Regions from separate parts of the Homo sapiens genome. Here regions 2 and 3 are each linked to region 1. A link is an interaction called in ENCODE POLR2A ChIA-PET data of the cell type or tissue named here. Cell type or tissue: Caco-2. All regions are shown on one strand. Region 1 has its middle 37 kb from the start of KLF5. Region 2 overlaps PIBF1 (progesterone immunomodulatory binding factor 1). Region 3 has its middle 24 kb from the start of KLF5.

Region 1 (2,500 bases):
ATACTGTAAATAAATTCTAAGGGCTCCACAAACCCTTGGGGCTGGTGTGTTTGCACATATTCTTACCTTACTCCTGGAGTCTGCCTCTATTGTTAGACTTATCACTCTCTATTGTCATGGGTATTTGTCTATCCCACTAGATTGAGAGCTCCTTGAGGGCAAGACCTGTGGTTAGCATCAGATCAGGTTCTAAGGAGATAATTCGCAGGTGTTTGGGGAGTAAGTAAGTGAATTCCTTTGTGTTTGAGTGCACTGGAAGATTGTTCTCACCCACATTCCTCTTCCACTCCCTCTTTGCTCTCCATATACCATCTGATCTCCCTTCATTTTCCTGTGCGCAGCCCCCTGCTTCTCTCCCAGCGTAGGCCTACTCCTGACTTTCTGATCTCTCCGCTCGCAGTGCTGGAGACTTCAGGCTGGAAGCCTCAGGGAAGGCCTGCCCTGGGTGGCTCACCACAATTATGTGAGTTGCTAATCTTGATGTCATTGCTTGTCCTTTGGATATCTAAGGTGTCCCACTAAATAAGATCACTAAGTGACCTTTAAGATTCCTAACAATTCCAGGATTGTAAGATAAAAGAATTCAGGTCTATTCATTTTCATAGAAATTCCTGCTTCTGATACCAATGAAGTAGCAAGTCCTTGTCCTTTAGAGTCAGTCTACAAGTCAACCGTGGAAGGCAGGGAGGAAAATGTAGGCTCTAAAGAGAAGAGTAAAAATACATAGACAACATGGACGGATAGTCAGACTCACTCCCAATCTCTGCCAAAATTTGAACTCATCCTTCTCCCTTGTCCCTTTGCCGACCCTGGAAGGAATTTACACTAAATGTTTGGACTATCTGCCCAGGTATCAGAATTGCCTGGAACACTTGTTAAAATTCAAATTCCTGAGGCTCCTGCTGTACTCTTTGGAGGCTGGGGGCAGCACACCCCAAATTCTGAGTCACCGAGGCTGGAATGGTGCCAGGAATGCAGATGTTTAACTAGTTCCTCCAATGATGACACCTGGCCAGATTTAGAAACCAGGGACCTAGGGCAAGACTCACTAAAAAAATGCCAAGACCTTACCTCCTCCAAGGCTCCTGCAATCTGCCAGTAAGTAGATTTTGAGTAACTGAGGAGCTTTAACACTTGGCTATTAGATTAAAGTGGGTTTTGGTAGAGTGGTCAGAAACAAATAGGAGACGGCAAAGAGTTGAACTCAGCTGGGAAAAATCTAATGAGCTTTTTTGTTGTTGTTTTAAAGAATATACAATATGGCCAGGTGTGGTGGCTCACCCCTGTAATCCCAGCACTTTGGGAGGCTGAGGCAGATGGATCACCTAAGGTCAGGAGTTTGAGACCAGCCTGACCAGTATGGTGAAACCCTGTCTCTACTAAAAATACAAAAGTTAGCTGGGAGTTGTGGCAGGCTTCTGTAGTCCCAGCTACTAGGGAGGCTGAGACAGGAGAATTGTTGAACCCGGGAGGCAGAGGTTGCAGTGAGCTGAGATCACACCACTGCACTCCAGCCTGGGCGACTGAGTGAGACTCCATCTCAAAAAGAAAAACAACAACAACAACAAAAAATTAGCCAAGTGTGGTGGTGCATGCCTGTAATCCCAGCTACATGGGAGGCTAAGGCAGGAGAATCACTTGAACCTGGAGGCAGAGGTTCCAGTGAGCTGAGATCATGCCACTGTACTCCAACCTGGGTGATGAGTGAAACTCTGTCTCAAAAAATATATAAAAATTAAAAAATAAAAAATATATATACAATATGATTTGGTGACACAAAGAGGCCTCCACAGGCTGGAGAAAGGACCCCATCCAAGCGTAAGCATCAGAAAAGCAGGTTGTGTTTGTCTGAATGAAGAGGATGAGAGGGGTTTAAGAACATGGGAGCAATTACAGCACAGCCATGAAATCAAACATGAAAAAATTGGAAGGCATTTTTTCAACAAAAATCTAATAAGCACCCATCTGCCACGTTCTAAGGTGCTAAGCTTAGGTGCTCAGGGCTCAAGGCCCTCCACGCATGGTCCTTGCCTTAAAGAAACATAACCCAGTGAAAACCTCTGATATCAGCCAAAAGCAATTAAAGCACTTAAGGCCAACTTCATTTTACAGAAGAACATCAGGAATGGAGCATCTAGGAATTTCTCATTTAAGCTCCAGGATTCTGATTCCCCGACGGGGAGATGAAGTAGTTGCTTTGGCCGGGCACGGTGGCTCACGCCTGTAATCCCAGCACTTTGGGAGGCCAAGGCAGGCGGATCATGAGGTCAGGAGATGGAGACCACCCTGGCTAACACGGTGAAACCCTGTCTCTATTAAAAATACAAAAAATTAGCCGGGCGAGGTGGCGGGCCCCTGTAGTCCCAGCTACGCGGGAGGCTGAGGCAGGAGAATGGCGTGAACCCCGGGGGGCAGAGCCTCCAGTGAGCCAAGATTGTGCCACTGTACTCCAGCCTTGGTGACAGCGAGACTCTGTCTCAAAAAAAAAAAAAAAAAAAAA
Region 2 (2,500 bases), 110 kb after region 1:
TTTGTACTGCAAATTGTAGAATAGTATTAATATCTGCAACTGCAAACTGCTGTTATCTACAGCCCCTCGATCTCCCTATCTAGATACTTGCTTCCACTTGTAGGGTAACATCACCCTGGGATTGTCTCTTTGCCTCAAAAGAAGTATATACAAATTTTAGGTCTGGAGGGAGGAAGAGAGGGGACAGAAGTGAATGTTCACTGAGTATCTACAATGTACCAGGCTTTGTGCTGAGTATCTTACATAATAATTTAATTCACACTCAAATACCAAGAAGTAGATATTACTTTAATTTTGAAGAGAAGAAACTGAGGCTTCAAAGACTCAAGAAGGGCCAGGTGCGGTGGCTCATGCCTGTAATCTCAGCATTTTAGGAGGCAGAGGCGGGTGGATCACGAGGTCAAGAGATTGAGACCATCCTGGCCAGCATGGTGAAACCCCGTCTCTACTAAAAATACAAAAATTAGCCGGGCCTGGTGGCATGCGCCTGTAGTCCCAGTTACTTGGGAGGCTGAGGCAGGAGAATCACATAAACCCGGGGGGCGGAGGTTGCAGTGAGCCGAGATCACACCACTGCACTCCAGTCTGGCGACAGAGCGAGACTCTGCCTCAAAAAAAAAAAAAAAAAAAAAAATAAATAAATAAATAAATAAATTACAAAAAATAAAAAAAACTCAAGAAGGCCAGGCATGGTGGCTCATGCTTATAATCCCAGCACTTTGGGAGGCCAAGGCAGGTGGATTGCTTGAGTCCAGGAGTTTGAGACCAGCCTGGGCAACATAGCAAGACCCCTTCTCAAAAAAAAAAACAACAAAGGAAAATAAAAAAATTCTAAATAAAAATAAATAAATAAAAAGAAGGCTCAAGAAAATTAACCATGTTCATTTAGCTACTAAGAAGTGAAACAGCATTCAAATTAAGTAAGGCCTTTCTGGGGTCAAAGCTATCATTATACAATAATGCAGATGCCTTCCATCAATGTCTGTGATACACACAATTTCAGGTTTGGAAGAGATCTTCAAGTTATTTAGCCCAGTCTCTCTATACAATTAAGAAATCCCCTCTGACTATATGGCCACCTAGCCCAGGCTTTAAAAATGAAGACACATTAGGTATTAATCTAGGTTTTCCTTACTCAACTATAAAACCAAAACACTCCCGTTTCAAAAAGAAAAAAAAAAAAAAGTAGAACAACAAAACAGGATGTGTCTCCTCATAGCATCTAGCCTTTGGTTTAATTCTGGACTTTGGAGACATGTGTAACAAATCTCTTACTGCCTGTTTTACGTGCCTACTTTGAATTTCTTATCTTTCACTAAGTCTTATCTTCTCTAAACATCCCCAGTTTCATTCATCTCTCTTATGACTGAAAAGAATTCTTTCATCATCCTGTTTTCCTTACATTGAAAATTTTTGGGCCTAGAACAGAATAAAGAAAGAAGTACTGACTAGAGCAGAGCAGGTTTATCTACTTCTTATTCTAATACATTTAAGATGACAGAGGCCGGGCGCGGTGGCTCACGCCTGTAATCCCAGCACTTTGGGAGGCCGAGGCAGGTGGATCAGGAGGTCAGGAGATCGAGACCATCCTGGCTAACAAGGTGAAACCCTGTCTCTACTAAAAATACAAAAAAATTAGCCGGGCGCGGTGGCGGGCGCCTGTAGTCCCAGCTACTCGGGAGGCTGAGGCAGGAGAATGGCGTGAACCCGGGAAGCGGAGCTTGCAGTGAGCCGAGATTGCGCCACTGCAGTCCGCAGTCCGGCCTGGGCGACAGAGCGAGACTCTGTCTCAAAAAAAAAAAAAAAAAAAAAAAAAGATGACAGAAACATTTTTGGAGCTATACCCTATCTATGACTGAAGGCTTAGTGAGAGCTCATGCTTTTATACGAATGATAGCAAATGAGAGACAATTGGGCTGTTACAGCCTCCGGGACATAACTAATCACCTGAAACATTCTTTCACAATCATGGATATGATCTTAGGGTAATTCTCAACAGTGATCCAGATAAGAAGCTATTATTAACACACTGAAGTAGGTTCCTGAATTAAAATCTACTGCTATTGTTGACTTAAAACAGGAGTGTGGGAACCTTAATTCTATTCTGATTGGTTTGCTCAGACCCTTTTGTGCATCTCATTACTGATTACCCTGGACTTCTCACTACTTTCCCCACTCTGCTTTCTGACATTCATGTTTTCTTGATGCCTGGCTTTGTGACCAAGTGCAATTGCTTTCCCTTCTATTAACAGTAGTCATCTGGCTGCTGTCTAGTTTCTGGTCTTAACTTTTTCATCAAAATTTTTTTTTCCTTCTTTTTTGTTTTGTTTTTGAGATAGGGTCTCACTCTTGCCCAGGCTGGAGTGCAGTGGTGCAAGCACAGCTCACTACAGCCTTGAAGTCCCGGGGTCAAGTGGTCCTCCCACCTCAGCCTCCCATGAAGCTGGGACTATAGGCACGAGCCACCACATCTAGCTAATTATTTATTTTAAAAAATTTT
Region 3 (2,500 bases), 61 kb after region 1:
CTGGATAAACATTCTTGAAGTCCTAATGAGTAAAAAGAAAAAAAAAAACAAAACAAAAAACTTTACCACCTTGTAACAGCTTATATGTTAAACGTGCTTCAGGAAACTCAAGCTCTGTGACTCAAGAATGTTAAACAAGTTTCTTTTCTAAAGTGCTTTGCAGAGCCCTTTAAATCTCCAAAAGAATCACAGTAGTATGAAATGTATGTCAAACATTTGACAGTACAGCTGTTTTATCCTGAGGCTATTGGCGGAACTAGTGTTCCTTCAAAAACACTTTGGGAATTGCTGTCTTTTAGTTGAGTAGTGAGCACTTAGATCCTCAAGCAAATCTATTTTTTTTTTTTAATTCTAAAAAAGCAAGTCTATTTTTTAAGGCTGTACCATTTGGTATAAGATTACAGTTAATGGCCATAGAGTGTCCTAAAGTCAATCGCAGCATAAGGAGTTTGTAAAAATTTGCCACTGTGAGTCTATATATCTAGCAGCTCCACCACTTATAATGAGTGACTTTAGGTAAGGTTTTAAATGTATCTAAGCCTCGGTATTCTCATCTGTAAAACAGGGAGAATATTTACTGCATAGATCGTGGCAAAAATCAAATAAAGGTAGTTGGCACAGTGAGCTTAATAAGTGGTAGATCAAATTTTCTCATTGTTTTAAAGGAAATGTCTAGGTTAAAAGAGTGACCTTCCCTAGGTCACATAGCAACTCAGTGACATTGTTAGAAAGAGACCAGGATTTTGGAAGCTTCTCACTATTGCTTGAATCTACCTCTATTAAGATACTAGAATAGATTATTAAACAAGTGATTTGTAAGAAGAAAAGTAATAACCACTTGAGACCAATGTTATTTCAATACAAATGAGTTGGGCTAAACTAAGACAAGCACTTAAAAAAGAAACAGTGCTATTAAATTGGTAGCCTGGGGGGATGCCAGAGGCATAAGAAAAAAATCTTTGGTGATTCTTTTTCTCCTCCCACCCCCTCCAGGGATGGGGGAGGAATGGAGATTGCTAAGGGAAGGGGGTTTCATCTTTAGTTATTCTGTGGAGTAAGACGGTGAAAGGTGAATTAGCTCACAAGCCTGTACAATTTATTTCTTTTTCTCTTTTGTTGTTGTTTATTTATTTATTTTTTTATGGTGGCGTGGTGGGCGCGAGGGCTCCGAGAATCACTTTTTAAAATCTAGCTGGATGTTCCTAACAATTTATTTATAGCTATTTGAAATAACTGACCCAGAGAGTGATTGATTTCAACTTATAAAGAAATGTTTCACATTTGTCACAAGGCTTCCTATTGGGTTCTCTCTTGACAATTTTTTTTTTTTGAGATGGAGTTTCACTCTTTTTGCCCAAGCTGGACTGCAGTGGCACGATCTCGGCTCACTGCAGCCTCTACGTTCCATCTCAGCCTCCCAAGTAGCTGGGACTACAGGTGCATGCCACCACTTGCGGCTATAGAACCCCATTTTTAGAGATACATGGGGCAAACTAGAACGCATCTATGTAAGGGTGGCCAAGTAGTGAGGAGTTGAGAAGCCAAAGCACACAAAAAGCAAATGATTTTGTGCCATGCATTGGATAAATTCCTATTTATTTATTTATTTTTGAGACGGAGTTTCAATCTTGTTGCCCAGGCTGGAGAGTGCAGTGGCGCGATCTCGGCTCACCGCAACCTCTGCCTCCCGGGTTCAAGTACTTCTCCTGCCTTAGCCTCCTGGGTAGCTGGGATTACAGGCATGTGCCACCACGCCCGGCTAATTTTGTATTTTTCGTAGAGACGGGGGTTTCTCCATGTTGGTCAGGCTGGTCTCGAAGTCCCGCCCTCAGGTGATCTGCCCGCCTAGGCCTCTCACAGTGCTGGGATTACAGGTGTGAGCCACCACGTGCCTGGCCTTGTTTTTTCTTAATTTTTATTTATTTATTTATTTTGAGACAGAGTCTTCTCTGTCGCCCAGGCTGGAGTGCAATGGCGAGATCTTCTTGGCTCACTGCAACCTCCACCTCCCAGCTCAAGTGACTCTCCTGCCTCAGCCTCCCAAGTAGCTGGGATTACAGGCGTGTGCCAACATGCCCGGCTAATTTTTTGTATTTTTTAGTAGAGACAGGTTTAGCCAGGATGGTCTTGATCTCCTGACCTCGTGATCCACCCGGCTCGGCCTCCCAAAGTACTGGGGTTACAGGTGTGAGCCACCAAGCCCGGCTGGATAACTTCTTTCATATGTCTCTGCCTTTAATGCTCTCTATAACCTATTAGGCAGGTACAATTATTACAATTTTCCTCCCCTCCCCCCAAGACAGAATGGGTTCTGGCACCCTGCCTGGAGTGCAGTGACCCAATCACAGCTCACTACAGCCTCCAACTCCTAGGCTCAAGCCATCCTCTGACCTCAGCCTTCCGTGTAGCTGGGATTATAGGAGTACACCACCACACCTGGCTAATTTTAATTTTTTAATAGAGACAGGGTCTTACTGTGTTTGCTCAGGCTGGTCTTCAA

What was found. ChIA-PET counts read pairs that join two places held together with the same protein. Peaks named below come from ENCODE experiments on the same cell type or tissue, not always from the same donor. Only the 100,000 strongest peaks of a DNase experiment are listed, where the experiment ranks them.
Region 2: POLR2A ChIA-PET joins it to region 1 with 6 read pairs; 4 of 35 experiments call an interaction of 5 or more read pairs at or near these places.
Region 3: POLR2A ChIA-PET joins it to region 1 with 5 read pairs; 3 of 35 experiments call an interaction of 5 or more read pairs at or near these places.

The regions. Positions count from the first base shown.
Region 1 is chr13:73,094,842-73,097,341 of GRCh38, reverse strand. No RefSeq gene overlaps it. Among named protein-coding and RNA genes, the nearest start is that of KLF5, 37 kb to the right of the region's middle. In Caco-2, no CTCF peak of the experiment used is centred here; a DNase peak (open chromatin) is centred at 961.
Region 2 is chr13:72,985,993-72,988,492 of GRCh38, reverse strand. All of the region lies in intron 16 of PIBF1 (progesterone immunomodulatory binding factor 1), which reads right to left. Among named protein-coding and RNA genes, the nearest start is that of KLF5, 72 kb to the left of the region's middle. In Caco-2, no CTCF peak of the experiment used is centred here; a DNase peak (open chromatin) is centred at 1,502.
Region 3 is chr13:73,033,551-73,036,050 of GRCh38, reverse strand. No RefSeq gene overlaps it. Among named protein-coding and RNA genes, the nearest start is that of KLF5, 24 kb to the left of the region's middle. In Caco-2, no CTCF peak of the experiment used is centred here; no DNase peak of the experiment used is centred here.